2 separate regions of the Homo sapiens genome follow, and region 2 is linked to region 1. Evidence: chromatin loops called from intact Hi-C (ENCODE). Cell type or tissue: MCF 10A. All regions are shown on one strand.

Evidence for each region. A loop is a pair of places that touch in the nucleus more often than their neighbours do. Peaks named below come from ENCODE experiments on the same cell type or tissue, not always from the same donor. Only the 100,000 strongest peaks of a DNase experiment are listed, where the experiment ranks them.
Region 2: it touches region 1 in a loop (4-fold over the local background); 2 of 110 quality-filtered maps call a loop at or near these places.

What each region holds. Positions count from the first base shown.
Region 1 is chr13:46,490,049-46,495,048 of GRCh38, forward strand. LOC124903171 (a long non-coding RNA gene) reads left to right here and starts at 2,788. Exons shown (of 2, transcript XR_007063786.1): 1 at 2,788-2,912; 2 at 2,995-3,220. It also overlaps the pseudogene COX17P1. In MCF 10A, CTCF peaks have their summits at 3,102 (motif pointing right) and 3,303; a DNase peak (open chromatin) is centred at 3,083.
Region 2 is chr13:46,620,098-46,625,097 of GRCh38, forward strand. The region is part of intron 1 of LRCH1 (leucine rich repeats and calponin homology domain containing 1); the gene reads left to right. Among named protein-coding and RNA genes, the nearest start is that of LRCH1, 69 kb to the left of the region's middle. In MCF 10A, no CTCF peak of the experiment used is centred here; a DNase peak (open chromatin) is centred at 2,914.

The DNA.
Region 1 (5,000 bases):
CTCAGTAGCCATCTAATTTGGTTACTACCAAGCTTAATTTTTAGTCTTTTTCCAGGAAGCGTTTAGCTCAGTTTCTCTTTCAGATGGTATCAAAAGGGTTAATGCTTCTAAGATGCTTAGTTCAAAGATCTCACTACAAATGTGTTTGTTGACTGCTTCCAAATAAAGATTTAATCCCTTGCTCTGGCAGAAGCAATCCTTTCTATTTCCAGGAAGAAAACAAACACTGTCTGATAGGACTATTGCTTAAAAGCCAGGCAAATCCCACCTGATTAGGATAATGTGTGTGTTAAGATAAAGGAGAAACACCACCACATGCAGCAGTGAAGGGTAGGCGCCAGGCTGTGCTTGGGAAGCTGTGATTGCTATTGGCTCTTTTGGGATACAGAAGTGAGTTGGCCAGAGGGCACTATTAGTTCCCCAATCCGTCAAGGGATATTTGTATCATGAACTGGTATTGAAAGAGATGAAAAGTCAGAGAGTTAAAGCCAGTTACAGGGGTATAAAAGTAATCAAAGGCAATCAGTTCTCCCCCACCCCCACGCTTCCCTTTGGGGTAGATGTTTTCAGAGAACAGCTGCCTCTCAGAAGCAAACAGGCAGAGCTTCCTTTTCCACATTGACAAGAGTCTGAGCCTTGAGCCCCTGACCTTTGGAAATGGGATATATAGAGCATTACAGAAGAGCTTATCTGGAGTGACAGAATTAAAATGACTTCTTAATTTTGAAACCAAGAGAGGGAGAAGGATGAGATGGTCTTGCTGATATGTATAGCACAGTAGGTGCAATCAACTTTAATTTAAAGAAATCGGACGAATTGGCGTTTGCCGAGGCTGGCATAGATTTGGCTGTCTCCGCTCATAGCTGCTTTTGGCGCGAAAGATGCCGGGTCTGGTTGACTCAAACCCTGCCCTGCCTGAGTCTCAGGAGAAGAGGCCGCTGAAGCCCTGCTGCACTTGCCCGGAGACCAAGAAGGCACGCGATGCGTGTATCATCGAGAAAGGAGAAGAACACTGTGGACATCTAATTGAGGCCCACAAGGAATGCATGAGAGCCCTAGGATTTAAAATATGAAATGGTGGTCTGCTGTGTGAATAAATAATTCCTGAAGGATGAAGAAGATTAATTTTGGGAGTTCTTTGATGAACTTTGATATGTGGAAAAAGTATTTATAATTTATTGTAAGAAGAAAGTAAAATATTACTAGTGGAAAAAAAATCATCCATCAAAGACTGTAGCTAATATAAAGAAAAATAAAATAATGTGCAGTGAATTTCACCAGTGTAGACAATTGTCCAGAAAAAGAAAACACAAACTATACTTTGTTTTGTTTGGTTTTTGAGACAGAGTCTTGCTCTGTTGCCCCAGGCTGGAGTGCAGTGTTGTGATATCGGCTCGCTGCAACCTCCACCTCCCGGGTTCAAGAAATTTTCCTGCCTCAGCCTCCAGAGTAGCTGGGATTACAGGTAAGTGCCACCATGCCCAGCTAATTTTTGTATTTTTAGTAGAGACAGCGTTTCACCATGTTGGCCAGGCTGGTCTCAAACTCCTGACCTCAAGTGATCTGCCCATCTTGGCCTCCCAAAGTGCTGGGATTATAGGTGTGAACCACTGCTCCTGGCCGCTACACACAATTTCTTACCTATTTTGTATATGAGGAAATGAAGGCAGAGAGGAGTGAACTGCGTGGCAGAGCATGGATTCCCATGCAGTCTCAAGTGTCCAGATTCCTCCAAAGCACTCTTGCTACTCTGCTGGGCCCATGGGAGTGTGGTTAGTGGTTTTGTTCATTTGTTTTCATGGCATGGGTTTGTTTTTGTTTGTTTTGTTTTGTTTTAGTTGGAAACTGGAAGTGTGGAAGCCTGGTTAGTGATGGCCTCCTGCTGTATGTAAATAATTTTCAACATTTACTAAAATATTTTGTATATGTGTGTGCACGGAGAGCCCACACGTCCAGTGCAGGAATAGAGTTCCCTGCCCAGAGGAAGTACTGCACCACATGATGAACAGTGCATGGGACTGGAGTCAGGGGTCCATATTCCAGTCCGCATGCCATCAATTTTGGGTTGTGTGGCTTAGGGCAAGCAACGTCTCTCTAAGCTCATTTCTTTATCAATACACTGAGTCCTATCATCCTCATATATTTATATGGGAGGAATATCACAGTGCTTTCAGCTCTCTTTAGGTTTCCATTACATTAAGGGGTTAGTTTGACTTACTAAAGCTTTCTAAAAAACATACAGTGGCCATGGAAAATGTATCTTTTTATCTCCTTTTGGTCTAGGGGATCTGCAGACTTCATGGAAGTGATGCTGCCTTTATAGTCTCTGTACCAAATAACAGATCACATAGTGCAGTGAAAAAGGGAGAAGAATCTTGGAGTCCTTGGAGACAACTACTAGTTTTTCACTGTTCTTTGCTTCCATATGATTTTCTGCTTTGCTCTTCAGTTTATAGTAATTCAATCGACATTTACTGCAACTTTGTGCTAAGCATTGGGTGGCTGGGAATATGTAGTTACTTCCTCAAGACCAAAACTCTGTGCTCAAAAGCACAACCATTAGTGACGGATTCGGATAAATACAAAGCAAAGTACAATCAGTTGTCAGCCGTTATAGAGACTGGGAGGAGGTAGAGGCACCAAGAGAGAAATAGACAAATGTTTTTAACCAAGGGGACATGAGGATGAGGAGGACATGAGAGAGAGGAAAATGAAGTTAAATTTGTGGGCTGGATCATGAAGGTCCTTATATGACACATGGATGTGATCTAGCACTATGGAATTATAAAAGGGTTTTAATTCTGATCTCATGTATGTTAATTCTCTTTCTTTAGAGCAACTCCGCAGGACTCAAATACATTCCTGGGTTACCAACAAAGACATCACAACCACCCTGACTACATCTTTGGCAGGTAGGATATTCTGATTTAAAATTGTTTAAAAGCATGGTTAGTATCAGAAGCAATGAGTCTCAAGGAAGCAGTTTTCCTCCAGAGAGAAGCAAGATGCTATTTCCTGGATCCAAATTTCCCAGGACAAAACTTCTTGCATTTCTCTTTTAAAAAATGGAAGACCACAAGAGGGCACCAAACTTCATCTTTCCGGCTGAGAAAACAGCATCTGGGCATTGCAAAGTACAAAATGAAGAGGTGGCCAAAGGAACAAGTTGTTATTGTTTGTCTTTGTTCCCTAATAAAATTAGAAACATATCTTTATATTACTTTGCATGAATGTGAGTATTGATTTATTCTTCAAACTCCAAATCTGGGTTTAAAAACAACAAAACAAAATGATACAGTATTTTCTTTGCAATTGGATTCCCACCCAATATTCAAGGACTGACGAATAAGATAATGAACCATCCTCTTCCTGATACTTGTTTTCAAGGCTGAGCAACCTATAACTGCTGATAGGTGGCTTGTTCATTTATTTATTTATTTATTTATTTGAGATTGATTCTTACTCTGTCACCCAGGCTGGAGTGCAGTGGCACCATCTTGGCTCACTGCAACCTCTGCCTCCCGGGTTCAAGCAATTCTTGTGCCTCAGCCTCTCAAGTAGCTGGGATTACAGGCATGTGCCACCACACCCAACTAATTTTTGTATTTTTAGTAGAGATGGGGTTTCACCATGTTAGCTAGGCTGGTCTCGAACTCCCTACCTCAGGTGATCCGCCCACCTTGGCCTCCCAAAGCCCTGGGAATACAGGCGTGAGCCATTGGACCCAGCCTGTTTATTCCTTTAACAATACTTATTCAGGTTTGGTGATATGCTGGGCAAGTTGCTAGGTGTTAATACAAAGATAAAAAGGCATGGATCTTGGCTGGGTGCTGTGGCTCATGTCTATAATCCCAGCACTTTGGGAGGCCGAGGCGGGTGGATCACCTGAGGTCAGGAGTTCAAGACCAGGCTGGCCAACATGGTGACACTCCGTCTCTACTAAAAATATAGAAAATTTGCCACGTGTGATGGTGCATGTCTGTAATCCCAGCTACTTAGGAGGCTGAGGAAGCAGAATCGCTTGAACCCGGGAGGTGGAGGTTGCTGTGAGCCAAGATTGTGCCATTGTACTCCAGCCTGGCAACAGAGTGAGACTCCATCTCAAAAAAAAAAAAAAAAAAAAAAAAAAAAGACATGGATCTTGGGATCAAGGAGCTTATTGTGAGTAGGGGGTTGGGGAGTCAAGCAGCTGAACAAACAAACAAAAGTGGTCACTGATCTAAGGAAGGCATTTTAATGTTGTAGGAACACCAGAGAATGGCCATGTAACTTATGTATCTCCCATGAAACCTGGGCTGTTAACGCTGTTACGGGAGGAGCAATGGCCTGGGAGCTTAAGGAGCTTAGGTGTTAGTCCTGGCTGGGCCTCCGGCTGTGAGCTTCACCTCCTGGAGCTCAGTTTACTCACCTCTGAATTGACACCATCTTCCCTCCAATCTGTAAAACTTTCTGGCTTCAACATAAAATTGGCCATTTCCATTTCAGTGCAAAGTTTTTTGTTTTTTGTTTATTTTTTATTATGGTGAAATATACATAATGTAAAATTTACCATTTAAACCATCTTAAGTGTACAATTCAGTGGCATTAAGTACTTTCACACTGTTGTGTAGCCATCACCCTCATCCATCACCAGAGCTTTCTATCACCCCAAACTGAAATAACAACTTCATATTCCCCCACCCCTCAGCCCTGACAGCCACCATTCTTCTTTCTGTCTCTATGAATTTGACTACTCTAAGTTCCTCAATAAGTGGAATCATAGAGTAGTTGTCCTTTTGTGTCTAGCTTATTTCACTTAGCATAATGTCTTCAAGGTTGATCCATGTTGTGGGTTGTGTCCACATTTTCTTCCTTTTTATGGTTGAATAATATTCCATTGTATGTGTATGGCAAAGTCATTTTGAAGTGGCTGTTTCAGACCCCACCAATCACATAATGGGAAGAAGGAGAGCCCTAGAAGAGCAAACTTGCTCCCTTCTCTCCAGATCCAGGACAGCCAA
Region 2 (5,000 bases), 130 kb after region 1:
ATTTGACAAGTAGGAAAAGGTATAGAGTCCAAACTCCTTCCCAGGCCTATCCACAGCTACCCAGTGGCCTATCCCCAGGCAACCAGTGTTACCAGTTTCTTGCATATCCTTCTGCATACTACCAATACAAAAGCATGTTATTCTGTAGCCCCAGCTACTTGTGAGGCTGAGGTGGTAGGATCACTCGAGCCGAGGAGCTGGAGGTAGCAGTCAGCTGAGATTGTGCCACTGAACTCCAGCCTAGGTGACAGTAAGAACCTGTCTCAAAAAAAAAAAAAAGCATATAATTTTGTTCTTCTTGTTTTTATGCTGATGAGGACATGCTATGTCCACTGTTCCATGGTATGTGCCTTTATATTCAGTTATTCACTAAAAAAATGAGAAGTATAGAGTAAAATGAAAGTCTGTAGTATTCTCCACTAGAAACAGGTGTGGGGTTCAAGGGAGAGTGTGTATTAATTATTGCAAAACTTCTGGTTAGGTCATTAATCAGAACGGGAGCCATGCAGTGGTGAAGGGCCCTGGCTATGATCTGAAACATTTTTCTGAAGCAGTGTTGAGTTCTGTAACTGAAGTCCATGGGGACTTGCTATTGGCATAACTATATGTGGAAAATTTTGCTTTTTGAGTAGGACATTCCCATGCTTCACATTTAATTTGAATTTTGGTATGACTGTACTAAGTTAACATAGCTTTTCGCATTTTACAGAGACATTGAGTAAATCATTGACTAAAGATAATTAACTCCTTTATATCACATGCTGAAATGTTATGGGGGACATATCATTACCTTTCTTGGCTTATGGAAGAGATGTAATCTAATTCATTGAGTCTGACTGTGTTTAAGCTATTGTTTTGGGTGTCATCGTTGGCTCTTAGAACAGGGACTGGGCCTTAGTCCTTTTCCTTGCTCATACCTGGCCTCCTCCTAGAAGACCCTGCTTTTCATGTTTTATGCCTCAGAACCAAGATGTTTGGGGTCCCAAAGTAGGGATGTGTATGAGCACATTTTTTGATACTTTCATCTTTCTCTTACTCTCTAACATGCGTTCCGCTAGTGTCATGTAAATACAGTGAATCAGATATTTCTCTGCCTGCAAAATGCCTTTTGCCAGTATGTGGGAGGTGTGTTGCAGGTACCACAGTGGATTTTCTGCATCTGTTCATACATCCATCTTTCCCACTTAGCTGTGAGTGGCCTCAGTGCAGAATGGTGCCTTAACTCTAGAGTCTGGTAGGAAATGCCATGCACATTTGTCAAATGAATGGAAATGCAGCTGACTTGCTAGAGCTCAGTTCTGAGTGCAGGGTGCTTGAATGCTATATAATCAAGTTGAGATCTTAGTCTGGGGCAGCAGAAAACAAGAAAAGGTTACTGAGCAGGAGAGTGACAGGCTTTCATTTGTATCTTAATGGGTTAATTGCAGTGGCATTAGAAAAGGGGAGAGATTGGGGTAAGGCATTAGTTGGAAAGCTTTGATAAAGTCTAGGTGAGTCAGGAAGGGGTTCTGCATTGCTTGTTTCCCATTGCTCTAACTAGATTTCTTAGAAAAAAGAAAATCTTACACCAGACTTTTACAGCGTTTGCAACTGAGTAAATTTCACTTTGTAATACCCTGGATATTATACAATTATATAAAGCGCAGTATAATAAGAGAGTTAGTAGCTTCATTGTAATCAGTAAAAATAATTTTTAAGACAATTGTTATTTTTTGTATATTGTATTATAACAAAAAAGAAGTCATCAAGTGGGAGGAGGTGTTGTTTTGAGACGTTTGCTTTCATCTCTTAATCCTGCAGACATTTATCTAGTCCCTTCTCTGTACTCTTAAATGCTAGGGATTTAAAAGACGGATAAGATACAGGCTTATTATGTCTGTGTTCCAGACACTGGACTCCAAACATAAAGCAAACATTACATTATTCTTCCTTATGTAATAGAAATGTTTATGTAAGATTGTGTGTAAATCAGTCTTGAATAAACTGAATTAAATGGAATGTGCCAATAGGAGTTGCTATTTAGAGAAGCCCTGTGATAAAACATTTGTATAATAATATACTTATCTAAACAAGCCCACTAATTTCTATGGGTTTTTTTTTTTTTTCCCCCCAAGGCGAGGTATCCTGTATATTCTGTGTTGATTGAATTCCAGTTGGCCAACCACCTGCCTGGTTAATAGAGTATACCATTAACTTAGTGACACTAGAACCCTGCAAAGGAAATAAGACACAATCTATCGTTGTTCAGTCTCCACTATTAAATAGATTTTCATTCACTTCAGCTTGGGTGGGTGTAATTTGCATCTTTCCTAACAGGCAAGCATCTGCAAGTGTATTGCCTGTAGAAGCTCATTAAAAATCAGTGCAAATCCTGACACTGTCTCTAGAAGCAGGCATTAACTTGCAGAAAGTGGTTTGTATTTCCAGTGTCAGTAGAGCTTCCTCACTCTTTTCCTGCTTCCATGCAAGTTTAGTCCTAAACTAGTACCACTATTTTAGTACAACTAGTACCACTCAAATAATGCTGCTTTTTAAATAAATTCAAGGGGAACTGCTAAGGAACTGAGAACCTGTAAGGTGACAGGAAAAAGGAAATTCTATTTTTTGGGGCTAGTTTGTGTATTGAAAATAATTTTTGCTGAGAATCAAGCTAAGAAAATTACTTGCTAATTTAAACAACATGACAGTCCTCAGAATTTTCCAGCAACAGTTAGGAGCACTGTGATAAAGTTGGCTTTTCTGTTGAGAACGTTTTACCTTTTTGCTTCAGCTTCTTTAAAGAGTTTGAAATTAGTAATTTCAGTAGAGCAGCTTTGCTGTTGCGTCGTACTGCTCAGAGCTTAGTGAGCTGAAGCCTTTTGGGAAAATAGCATTTGGGGAGAGACTCGTGGTGTAATAGCTCATCCCACTGGCACATGTCCCAGAGTAAGCTGGGCTGGAAGCTTTTAGTGTAGTTAAAAGATGCCAGTCTGTCATTTGCATGCACTGTAATTGGGCAAGTGGTTTCAGGCTGAGCTTTACATTATCCTTCCACTGAGAGCAGCTGGTGGTGGGCTGTAGATTCCATATGAGCTGGGGACTTATCATCTGGTGTGTTTAGTGCAATCCTGCCTCATCTTGGGAGCAATTTTTTATTGAATGATAATAATAATGCACAATCTTGGTGAAAGATAATGCTTGTGGTTATTAGAATGTGTAGACTGAGTAGGGGCTTTGGCATAGAGATGGTAATGGTGGGGAAAGACATATTTAATAAAAGGATTGTAATGGGGAGAAAGTAAATATTTTGCAGGATAAGGAAAGCCACAAATATGATTAATTTAAGAGTCTTAAATAAAATGTCTATAAAATGTTAGATTTTTAGTACCAGTAAGGCAAAGTGGCCAATCTCTAGCTTCCTTTATAAAGTCTACTCATCCTTGGAGGGTCGCTTTTTGGTGCTTTTTTTGTTTGTTCAGAGTCAACTTCTTCCTCTAGGGATATGTTTAAGTCTGTCACCTTTCCTTAGGAATTGTGCCAATCTGATCATTTGTTCCACCACTGCTGCCCCGCCCCCTTTTCTTGACTCAAAGAATAATTTGTGTACCCTGTCTCTGTTTTTTTTTTTTTTCTTTTTCTTTTTTTTTTATTATACTTTAAGTTCTAGGGTACATGTGTACAACGTACAGGTTTGTTACATATGTATACATGTGCCATGTTGGTGTGCTGCACCCATTAACTCGTCATCTGCATTAGGTATGTCTCCTAATGCTATCCCTCCCCCCTCCCCATCTCTGTTTTTTATTATTTATTTATTTATCGTTAGAGACAGAGTCTCACTCTGTCACCCAGGCTGGAGTACAGTGGTGCAGTTATAGCTCACTGCAGCCTCAAACTCCTGGGCTCAATCGATCCTCCCGCCTCAGCCTCCTGAGCAGCTAGAAGTGCAGGCACATGCCACCACACCCAGACAATTTTTCTATTTTTTATAGAGATGAGGTCTCTCTATGTTTCCCAGGCTGGTCTTGAACTCCTGGCCTTAAATGATCCTCCTGCCTCAGCCTCCCAAAGTGCTGGGATTATAGGTGTGAGCCACTACACCCAGGCCCTGTTTTTAACTTGCAATACCTTTTCTGCAAGATTGAATTTATATTAGATTATAAAGTTTGTGGACAAAATAGAACACTCCATTATAAAAGCCTCCTTCATTTGTTTTGTTCTCTGGTGTTTGATTTGACTGATGTGGATTTGAGTATGGAAGTGTTCCATGCCTTATTAAGGAAAGCACTTTGGGAATTGGCCAGGGCCCACTTAACTTAGTTTCAGAATGGCAGCACTTTGGCAGTCCTCAGTTTCTCTTATTTCCTAACCCATCCCTACTCATTAAGACGGGGCTATTGCATTCCATTTTCAGGGAATGCTCTTTCATTTTTCGTTGGTGAGAGAACATGAATGCCTCTTAAAATGGTGGTTTGAGCTTGCTGAGAATTTTAGGGGATCCACAGAGTTGAAAAGTCTTACAGGCTATCAGTGAAGCATGGAGGGTTTTCGTTATGAAAATGTCCTGAGATGGGGGGAAGACTGGACAGATGAGGTAGGGGAGCCTCCTTGCAAAGTTAGAATTCAGCTGTTTATACTGGTAACAGAATCTGCTTTAGTAAGGATGAAGCAAAAAGAAAAACGATATTAACACCTTGAGAAAATCTCTGTATTGTGAGCTTAATCCAACAACTCCAACGATGTTAGCTACTTTTTCAAAATACATCTTAGCCCTTGTTACAATAACATTTACTTGTGGAGTGAAATTTTGTATTAGGCAGATTCACTGTAATCAGTAATCTTCCTTCCATTGAGATTCTTCCTGTTACTTTCTTATTTAAAAACCTTCAGTAGCCTGCATCCTCAGGGTTCTGTTTACAGAGACCCTTAACAGTCTATTCAGCCTTACTTCTGCCATTATCCCTACTCTAGGCTGAGTGTTAACCATACCTACCTATGTACATTTGCAGCTGTGCCATTTT